Regions from separate parts of the Homo sapiens genome. Here region 1 is linked to region 2. A link is an interaction called in ENCODE POLR2A ChIA-PET data of the cell type or tissue named here. Cell type or tissue: PC-9. All regions are shown on one strand. Each heading gives the region's core, and the rest is flanking DNA. Links, peaks and the distances in the headings are about the cores only. Region 1 overlaps PHLDB2 (pleckstrin homology like domain family B member 2). Region 2 has its middle 3.4 kb from the start of TMPRSS7.

The links. ChIA-PET counts read pairs that join two places held together with the same protein. Peaks named below come from ENCODE experiments on the same cell type or tissue, not always from the same donor. Only the 100,000 strongest peaks of a DNase experiment are listed, where the experiment ranks them.
Region 1: POLR2A ChIA-PET joins it to region 2 with 8 read pairs; 4 of 35 experiments call an interaction of 5 or more read pairs at or near these places.

The regions. Positions count from the first base shown.
Region 1 is chr3:111,930,558-111,935,948 of GRCh38, reverse strand. PHLDB2 (pleckstrin homology like domain family B member 2) reads right to left here. Exons shown (of 18, transcript NM_001134438.2): 6 at 3,552-3,680. Among named protein-coding and RNA genes, the nearest start is that of ABHD10, 46 kb to the left of the region's middle. In PC-9, for the core only: no CTCF peak of the experiment used is centred there; no DNase peak of the experiment used is centred there; H3K27ac peaks cover 2,009 bases.
Region 2 is chr3:112,028,622-112,034,012 of GRCh38, reverse strand. It overlaps the pseudogene RFKP2 and the pseudogene LOC124906250. Among named protein-coding and RNA genes, the nearest start is that of TMPRSS7, 3.4 kb to the left of the region's middle. In PC-9, for the core only: no CTCF peak of the experiment used is centred there; no DNase peak of the experiment used is centred there.

The sequences.
Region 1 (5,391 bases), core at 214-5,213, 98 kb after region 2:
TCCTTGAGGTGATTAATACTGTCAACCTGATTGGATTGAAGGATGCAAAGTATTGATCCTGGGTGTGTCTGGGAGGATCTTGCCAAAGATTAACATTTGAGTCGGTGGGCTGGGAAAGGCAGACCCACCCTTAATCTGGGTGAGCACCATCTAATCAGCTGCCAGAGTGGCTAGAATATAAAGCAGGCAGAAACAAAACAAAACAAGAAACAACGTGAAAAGACTAGACTGGCCTAGCCTCCCAACCTGCATCTTTCTCCTGTGCTAGATGCTTCCTGCCCTTGAACACTGGACTCCAAGTACTTCAGTTTTGAGACTTGGACTGGCTCTCCTTGCTCCTCAGCTTCCAGACAGCCTGTTGTGGGACCTTGTGATTTTGGGAGTTAATACTTAATGAACTCCCCTTCTATCTATCTATCTATCTATCTATCTATCTATCTATCTATCTTATATACACATATATCATATTAGTTCTGTCCCTCTAGAGAACCCTGACTAATACACTCCTTATTTCATATATGAGGATATTGCAGCCCATAGAAGTTGAATGACTTGTCCAAGACTAATGGATAAACTAATTTTATAGCCAGTGACAGTAAAAAGGTCTTTTAATTGTAGATCACTGAATAAAATTTTTTTAAAACATCAAGATACTCCCCGACTCTACTAAAAATATGAAAAATGAGCCAGGCATGGTGGCAGGTGCCTGTAGTCCCAGCTGCTCAGGAGGCTGAAGCAGGAGAATGGCGTGAACCTGGGAGGTGGAGCTTGCAGTGAGCCGAGATCGCACTACTACCCTCCAGCCTGGGTGACAGAGCAAGACTCTGTCTCAAAAAAAAAAAAAAAAAAAAAAAATCAAGATACCAAAATCAACCATTCATTTGAGTAAATATCAAAAGCACAAGAAGACAGTTACCTGGCTGGGACAGTTTTCTTGTGCTTTTGATTATTTACTCAAATAAAAGTTTGATTTTGGTCTTGATTAAAAAAATTTATCCAGTGATATCTACAATTAGTAGACCTTTTTTCTATCACTGGCTCTAAAATCATTTTATCCATTAGTCTTGGACAACCCATTCCAACTCTATGGGCCTAAATATCCTCATATATGAAATGAGAAGGTAGGATGAGATTATTTCTATTATCTTTTTCCACATGAGATGAGTTAAATGACTCATTTTCATTTAACATCAGTTTTCTTTTCTACACTATTAGTAACCCAGGGATTGCTGTGCCCATATCAACTACCAGATTGGTAAGGCCATGTTAACAACATACCAACCACAGGCCACAAAACCAATATCAGATGAAAATAATATTCAGACTCTAACATCATGTTTAAAGGTAGGAAGACCAGCCACAAGTCATTATGCTGCATGCACAAAATCATTCTACAATTTCAGCTGAAGTATTCAATATGCAGTTTAATAAAATAACTTTCTTCTTATTCTTTTATTTTTTACTTTGTGTGACTTACCACCTAATGAAGCTATTTATAATAAAACAAACTTTATTAAATCTAGTTTAAATGCCCAAGGGAAAGCTTTGTAGTGAAGTCATATTTTGAAGTGTTTGAAGTCTAAAGGGAGATAAGCTGTGATAACACAGAAAGGTCCTAAAGTGAACTTTAGGACTTACTTCTCATGAAGTAAGTGAACTTTTTACTGATTAAGCCAAGGCATTGGTGAAGAGTTATACTGGTCGTCATCCTTGAAAAACAGAATTAGTAGACCTCTTAATATAAGGTGAACTGCAGCCATCACAAGCCAGTTATCTCTCCTAAGGAAAGAGGTTTTATAAGAATTTTACACTCTGGAGAGGAAAGGGAAGAAGTCTCTGCCTTCAATTAATGGAAAAGACTGTCTGCATCATTTCCTTTCCTCTTTTGTAGTCAGAATCTTTGGAACATATAACTGATATTATGAGTTATCCTACAGAATCTAGATTAAGCTAAACAGTATTTATGTTAATCATAATCCAAGTTGTGAATAGAGTCTATAAATTTTTATGTAAAGCAATGTTTATAAAGAACACAATAAATGGATAACCAGAGGAAGGGAAGGACAAAATATACAACTATGCTGCTGACTGTAAATAAGGAATTCCAATGACTGTGTAAAATCTTTAGTGATAAGGAGAGTTAAAATGTAAGCAAATGTAAAAAAAATCAGTTTTCCCATCTCTTTTGTTAACTAGCATAAACACAAGCAAATTACAAACTGAAATTACTTTACAAATACTAGTTTTCTTCCAATCATTTTTATCATAAAATTTTCAGAGAATTGTGACTGAGAGGCAGGAAGTTTTATCTTCTTACAACAAATTCAGCTGCATACAATAAAAAGAGTAAAGGGAAGACATATGGTTAAAACTTTCTTTGCTCCAACATTGTAAGAAATAAATACTAAAACTATTATGCTGCAGTTTAAACAGCTGCATTGGATTCTCATTATTAAGATGCTCTCAACTTCTGCAATACATTGAAAAGCTTTAACTGTTATTTTTTCACCTAGTGACGTTCTCAGAGGTAGCAAATATTTTTGTATTAAAGGTCATCTTAAGAACGTTTAAGGATGTGCTATCTCAATAAATTTTTCAACCTCCCCATTCCCAAGAAGGTACAAACATAATAACATGGATGAAACTAGCTTGTTATACTCAGGTAGAATCATAAATTGTTAATCACTCAAGACAAATTACTATTACGTGACTCTTTCAGATATCCAAGACTGTTAACGACTGCTTCCCCAGAAGGAAGCAGTTTACTGGGGCTGCTGTTCAAAGGAAATGACCCAGTTGCCAAGAGGCTATGAAATATTAAGTGGCTGTGCCAGTGTTTGTGAAACTATCCACCTAGGAAGTCTTGCTTTCAGAAGATAACCAGTGTGGTTGTGTTAAACGCTGCCAACCTTAAGGATCAAAGAATAACTTGATAAAGCTTAACTAGAAAGTCTATGCTGCATTAAGTTCTTAGAAATTATGAAGCTCACATGAGATGTTGAGGGCATTTGTAATGCCCTGCATCTTGGGTCTTGGTGTTTAATTGTTGGGATTGGGCTAATTAGTTCAATGTCACTAACCAGCAGAAAGAAAAGGAAACACAAAAGAATAGCTGCTGGTGGGGAGCAAATCAGAAAATAGGATAATCTGGGGACAAGAGTCTAAAATCAAGCTAAAGAACAAAACATTCAAGGGTAAATAGGATTCATGATGCAGCAGAGAATGCAGGGGAAGAGATCAGTTAATACAAATGCTATAATGTTGATGTTGGTTACAAATCAGAAATAGCTTCTTTTGTCACAAAAAAAAATGACTCCAGAAATGGTTTTGCATTAGAAATTATGTGAAGGATTCTAACAAGGAATTTTAAAAACTGATTAGCATGGAATAATATATACTGTTAGCATGCATATTTCCATTTAAACGTATCTAATGACTAGAACTTATGCAAACTTATGCTATATGAAGTCGTAAGTCACAGGTAAGTGGCACTTAAGTGAAAAACAAAAACGAAAAGCAAAATAACTGGTGCATTCCTGTTTGCTACTGACCCTCTTCAGTTGTTGTTGTAACTGTTCCCTCATGGACTCAGGACAATTGTCCAGCTGGGTCTTCTGCTCGGAGTAAAGCTCCTGAAGCCTCTCTAGTTTTTCCCTTTCAGCATCAAGCTTTACCTTCTCCTGAAGTTCAGAAACCAGAAAATAGAATAGAAATTACCTTCACACCCCCAAGCAGGTGCTAGTGAACATTTCTCAAGGATAACATAAACAAACATACACAAACTCTGGACAATCTATGAATGTAGAAACGTATCTTGTTAGTGGCTAGGATAAAGGGATATAAGTGGAAGTTAAGACAAAGGGACTGGGTTTCTGCATTCTCAAAGCACAGTCCACTTCATGGCAGTGACTCCCACTTTCCTTCCCTCCCTTCTTCCTGCCACCATGTTACAAAAGCAGGGGAAGCAATGGTCATGTTGAGTGTTGGTCATTGGCCAACAATCAAAGAAATGCCAACCAAATTCATAAGCAAGCCTTGCTAAGAGTCACCTGTCAGAGAAACAGACAAAGGAAAGGGGGCATTTACCTCAAGGACTGTCATAGCCTAACTCGCTCAAGGCCTTTGTATGGCAAGTTTTGGAATTAACTGGTTTTGTTCTCAGGTTAGAGGAATTCTAGGTGTATTAATTGACATCCCCGTCATCTGAAACAGTTCTAGCTATCTGGAAAACTTCAGAACTTACAGAGTTAGAAAATCTTAATCCAGAGAGATTATTCAAGGACTGAGAGAGAGCTAGTAAAAATGCAAGACAGACAAAGCAGTGAAGGGAAGGCATAGGCAGCTCAGACACACCAAAAATGTGACGGGGACTGCGGAAATACAGACTTTCCCACAACGACTGACATAAAAATAAACTGAAACACGGACTGTGAAAAAAAGAAAAGAGTCAGAGAAGAAAGGAGAAGGAAGAGAATACTAAATCCCTTCCAAGTCACACGTGCCAATGAGACCCTGGACATTCTCTAGGATTTAATAGGCAAATACTCTAATACAGTGATTACACGGCTTTACAATGCTACCTCTTAAATTAAGAAACAAAACTTCAGTTTTTTGGTGCCAGTCTTCCCAACTTGTGTTCTTTTTATGATGCTCTGAACAATTGAAACAAATTTTAGATGTGTCTTCTTGTGTAACACCATCAGCCTAAACAAAAGCACTTTATGAAGCACTTTGACAATTTGACCTTCGGTAAGTGAAATGACCACCACCTTCCCTTCCTTATATTCCTTTTATATAAACTGGCAGGAACAAAACTAGCTTCTAAGCACATCACAGAAGGACTCTTTTTAAGGATTTTCCTCTGAAATAGTCCTATGACATTATCCTTACTACATTTTATCAAAATGGCCATGATTTCCTACATAAACACATAGATTCCGTATAAAAGATGTTATGGTTCAAATCTAAAACTACATGATATCAATACCAGTTCACTTGAGTCTCCATTTTTCACTTAAATTTAGAAATGTATATTTGGCTTTAGAAATGTAATTTTCTTAAAATAATTAAATTCAGAAATCATAAACCTGAGACCCCTACTTCACATACCAATCTAACATGGTTCTGTAACAACTTAAAAGTTTAACAGACAACAACGAAAATTTCTTCGATCTTCAATGGTAAGTTTGCTCACTGTACACACCAATTGTGCAAGAGTTGGAGAAAGCAATGGCATTATTAACAGAACAAAGGATGCCCACGTGTGCTAATCCATAGTTAAACTGAATATACTAGCACCGTTAGATTTAGTCTTTAGTTTCAGAATTTTTTTTTTCCTTAATAAAACCAGCCATACAGAATATCTGTTGTCCTCTGGCTAAGAAAAGGTGT
Region 2 (5,391 bases), core at 217-5,216:
TCAGCATCATTCACGGGCTGTGCATATGGCAAGTGAGAAACTGCCTGCTGAAAGTGGGGAAAGATTAGTTGAGTTGCTTCATACCTGAAATTTGATCTAACTTGGGGAAGATGAGACAGAATAACAAAAAAAAAAAAAAAAAAAAAAAAAGAATTAAGTCATGTACAAATTCGCCTCTTGGGTTTTGTTATTTATTATTCACATTGATGAAATTATTAATAATGGTTTAGACTTTATAATATTACTTTTAATGGCTCATCTTTCCAGTATTATTTCTCTACCTATTTCTAGAACTAACTCATATTTCACCAATATAAGTAAAATTTGTATACTTATCGGTGGCCATTGACAAAGACTCTCTTCTTGACCAAAGTGTTGTCAGGTTACTCTGAGCTCTCTTTTCAACTAGACCTTGTCCTTGGGCCTTGTCTTTGGCCCATCTGGTCAGTTTAGCAGGAATCCCCCCGCCTTGATATCTGATCACCCTTGATTTTGCTTTCTTTTTCTTTTCTTTCTTTCTTTCTTTCTTTTTTTTTTTTTTTTTTTTTTTGATTCAAGAGTGGCCTTGAAATACCCTTGATATCTGATCAAGTTCTTTATCCCCTACCCTTGATATGTAAGTCCTTGGCTGCCTGTAACAAGAATCCTGATTGGTCAGTTTAGCAAGGATGCCCCTTGGTGTTTCCCCTTAGTAATTTTCCAACCATGGACCCCCTCACTCTCTTCATTGACTACTAATCCCCAGCTTTCTTTGCTGTATTTGGAACTGAGTTCAGCTCTATATCGAATTCACTTTCTCCCGTTGCAACAGTGCTGAAGAAAATCTGTCTTTACAGCCTTTAACTAGTGTCCCCCCATCCTTTTTTCCCTTTCACACCACCAAGTGTGAAAAGTGGCAGCAAAATATCAGGAGGCTGTGTTAAATGTACCAAATTTAAAAGCAATCATAAAACCAACCAAAGGCTGCTTTTTCACTATCATCATGCCAGCAATTCTAAATAATGTCAGTGACAAAATACTCCTCTCTAAAAAAAAAAAAAAAAAAAAAATTGCCATGAGTTCTAAACAATCACTGCCACTACAACTGTTTGAATAATACTTATTTAAGTGTATAATGAGCAATTCCTATTATTCATTTTTTAGTAAGTGATGAATGTCATGCAGAAATTAATTTGGAAATCTCCCAACTGTAAAGTTGGTCTCAAACATGTTGTGGGTAACAACTATCTGGGGCCAGTGGTGCAGGTGGTAAAGGAATTTCCCAAGACAGTTGTAGGTAAAGAAAGGTAGATTTATTAGAGAAAGTAAGAAAATACATTGCAAGAGAGCAACAGGCAGATCAGCAAGAGAGGAGCTGGCTGCGAGGAGACAAAGGCTGGCTCGGGATTTTACAGGATGGTGCTTGTGCTCAAGAGGGCCACGTGGAGTGCTGATAATGCCAAGGTCACAATGAGCTAACTTGCATTTTTCTATCAGTCAAGGGTCTGGTGATTAGTCGGGTGCAGGAAGATTGTGAGTTATTTGAGTTACTTGTGCAGGAGGGCTACATGTCTTGGACCATGAAGAAAGGCAGACTTACAGCTCATTTGCTTTCTTCTTTTTGCTTTCCCCTGCTTCCACCAGCCCGACTCCTTTTCCCTAATTAGGACTCCACAGAATACAAGATGACTGTGACACATGTTCATTTCAAGAGTAAGCTTCTAATGGTCTGGAATCATTTGCACATACTTAGGGCAGAGTCCTTGCCTCCAGCAATCCCTGTGGGATTACATATTGCTGCATTTAAAGGGAAGGTTCAAAACAAGCAATAATAGCACAATGATTGTAAAGACCAAGAAACAGAATTTCAGTTATTTCATTTGTCCTTCTATGTGACCAATGAGTTAATTTATATTTAAAATTTAATACAGTTACAGGGTATGAATTGCAAGGTGTAATATTTTTATATGTAATATTCTGTATGCAGTATGTATTTTGTTAATTTTATTTTTGCTAGCATAATTATATATACAAAGTTGACTAAAATTTTTCACTTTTTTTCTCATCAATATTATTATTAGTTTTATTTCATGATTCCTCCTGAAAACAATTTTACTGTATAGGAGAAGAGATTGTTGAGAAATGATCCACTCCAAGGAGAAGCAGCCCCTGAGTAGCTGGGCAGCTTCTGTAGGGTCAACAGTGTGAAGGACCTACCACAGGGTGTCGTTGGCACCGCCTGGTAACTGGTGATTCCATCGGCCAGCAGAGCTCATACCCACATTCCCAGATTAGTCCACGGGGTCCAGGTACTACCTCGACTGTGGCTCTTCCAGATGCATGGAGGCTGCACCACCGCCCATGCCCTGAGTGCATGGTATCAGAGGCACAGGCCATACTTCTGCTGGAGCCAAGTGGTGCAGAGCCTGGGCCACTGCTCCAAGTAGCTGGGCCTCCCCACAGCTAACTATCCAGAATAAGTGGTAGATAACCTTCCAACTGGTGTATCCACATCATTTATCATGGTTGGGCCAGTTTGGAAGTGGAAATGTCCATAAGATGGTGGTGAACATAGGGTGGAATCCATACTGCAAAAATACCCAAAAAATCCACAAAAACTCCTACCATGCATGCCTTTAAAGAGGACTTCTGGCTGGGCACAGTGGCTCATACCTGTCATCCCAGCACTTTGAAAGGCCAAGGGAGGAGGATCACTTGAAGCCAGGAGTTTGAGACCAGCATGGGCAACCTAGCAAGATCCTGTTCGTACAAAAAAAAAAAAAAGCCAGGTGTGGTGGTTCGCCATTAGTCCTAGCTACTCTTTGGGAGGCTGAGGTAGTAGGATCTCATGGGCACAGGAGTTTGAGGCTGCAGTGAACTAGGACTTCTGTGGGAAAATCCTCAATGTGACTATCGTTGACTACCTCATAAAGGAAATTACTAATCAGAAAAAAACTTCTCGGATTCTTTAGAGTCACTTGTTTCAGCAATTCACGGTGATATTGAGGAAGCTAAGAAATGATGTGATTTACCAGAACATTTGAAACTCAAAGAAGACAATTTCTTCCAGGTTCCTAAAAGCAAAATGATGAATGGCCACTGATGAAAAAAATCATCTTATTTATTCATTCACTCTTTTCTAGTGAAAACATAACTGCTCATAACTCTGCAGTCTCATCTTGGTTGTATTTTAAAAACCAAACATTTCCCTACAGCTATTAATTAGTTTAAACAGTGCACTGCAGTTACCATTTTATGTTTCAACTGTTAAACCCATCAGGACGTAGTACAAAAGAGATTCATTTAAAAATCAATATTATTTTTATGTAATATGTTGATTCAAATGCATCACTAGAAAGGTATTGGTCTTATGGAAATAAAATGTATGTAAGTATGGGTAAAAAGGCAAATCACTAGTTTGATGTGAGAAGTATAATTCTCATGGTAAAATACCAGCATATATATACTCATATAGATTTACTGCTAAACAGAGGGGCCTTATAAAAGTAAATGCACTAAACAGAAGGTTGATAGTTTATTATAATCCTAAAAGGAAAAAATCTAGATTTTGTACTTTTTTGATATTTTGTACATTAATATATTATCATAAACATGAGGACATTTGGGAAATATTATTTTAGTCATTTCCTTTATGAGGTCACAGCATTGTATCATCTTCATTTTTGTATGGCACTGCCTCAATTTGTGGACTAGACACCCTCTGCCTATCATGGTTTTTGTGTTTATATTTTAAGACAGCAGAATAAGTGTTTTTTGAATCTGTAGGTCTCATTTTTGTGTTGGATAACCCTTTCTATCTTTTAACATTTTGTGTTGGATAACCCTTTTTATCTTTTATCTTTTTAACAGTAGATATCTCTGTCCTGCCACAATTTTTTTTTACTTTGGTTCTTTCTTCCTTTAAATGATTGTCAATGTCAGTTTATTCCATTTAGAATATCCTACAACTGTATACTTAAAAGAGATTGCATCTGTCCATACCATTCCATTCTTTCACTATAGAACAGTAAGTAAGCATATGTATGTATTGCATTTTATAGAAAAAACAAAACAGCAAACTTCATCTTTAGTTTTCCTTAAGATTTAAATGAACATTTAGCCGTTCATTTATATGTACCAGTTTTTTAAAGGGCACAAAACTATTGAGCCAGTTAAACTATAAAATAATTAGGAAGTTATTTATTTTTAATGCAAGTATATGTTCTGGAGCAAATCTAAATTGCTGTAGTTGCATATGCACAATGTAATTTGATGCTTGTCTAAAGAGTGCTTGTAGCTTCAGGGAAATGCCCAAAATTTTACTTAAATAATTTTCATAATATGGATTTTTCCTCCTACTAACTGTATGATTTTTGGCCATTTGAGTCTTTTTCTTTATACCAGAAGAAAGTTGAAATCTTTGGATACTTAGGAAATTAAGATTACAGGTTGTGTTGGGCTCCTCAAACAGCATCTTGCATCATTGTTCACTCTAGCAACAGATCTGGTGGTAAATGGGGGTCGGGGTTGGAGTAGAACTATGCAAAAGCTATTTTTAAAGATAACTCATTATGCATCAGTTTCCCCTAATCTGCATAGGTGAATTAGAACTGATTTTAATTAAAATATTTTAAATTATTTAGAAAAGCATATAAAGTTGTTGGAGAAGAGAAAATCATATATAAACTCAGTTGGATTGTGTTTTACTTTTTGCTGTACGTATTTATGGCAAACAATATAGTTTGTGGCTTCTTTATAGAAATATTTAGAAAACATAATTGTAAATGTTAGAAATCCTATACTTGAAAGAAGCCTCATTTATCATGGATTTTTGAAGCAAAGTTAAAAACAAACATGGAAATTGTAAAAATATTTGTGCTTGTTTTGTCTGAATAGATTGCTGCTAATTATGTTCTCCTTAGGTGTGTGAAAGTTATTTGATGTTTTATTGTCATCTTGCATTTTGTTAAATAGCCCTCACTTTTGAAAATCAAAGGGTATCCTTGTTTAAGAATTGTGTCAGCATTTTTCAAAATTTTATATTATTTATGTATTATAATAAATTACTGTAGTACCATTTTGATTAGTCTGAATGTCTTCAGGCCTTGAAATAAATCTTGACCAAGTGATACAACACAAAATATAGAAAGAAATGATCTACTGTAAGTGAGCAGTTATATGATAAAGCAACTACAGCAAAATGTTAATGGTAGAATCTAGGTGTGGGTATATGCATTTACACTATAAAATTATTTCAACTGCTTGTTTGAAATTTTTCTTAATAAAATGTTGAGGGGAAAATGATCATCTCTGAGAGTCAAATACACTAGATAAGTCACTGGTTTTGAGTGATGATGGCAAAGAAAGCTGGGATGTAAGATAAGCAAGCTTGCAACAAGCTTGGTGAGCAAG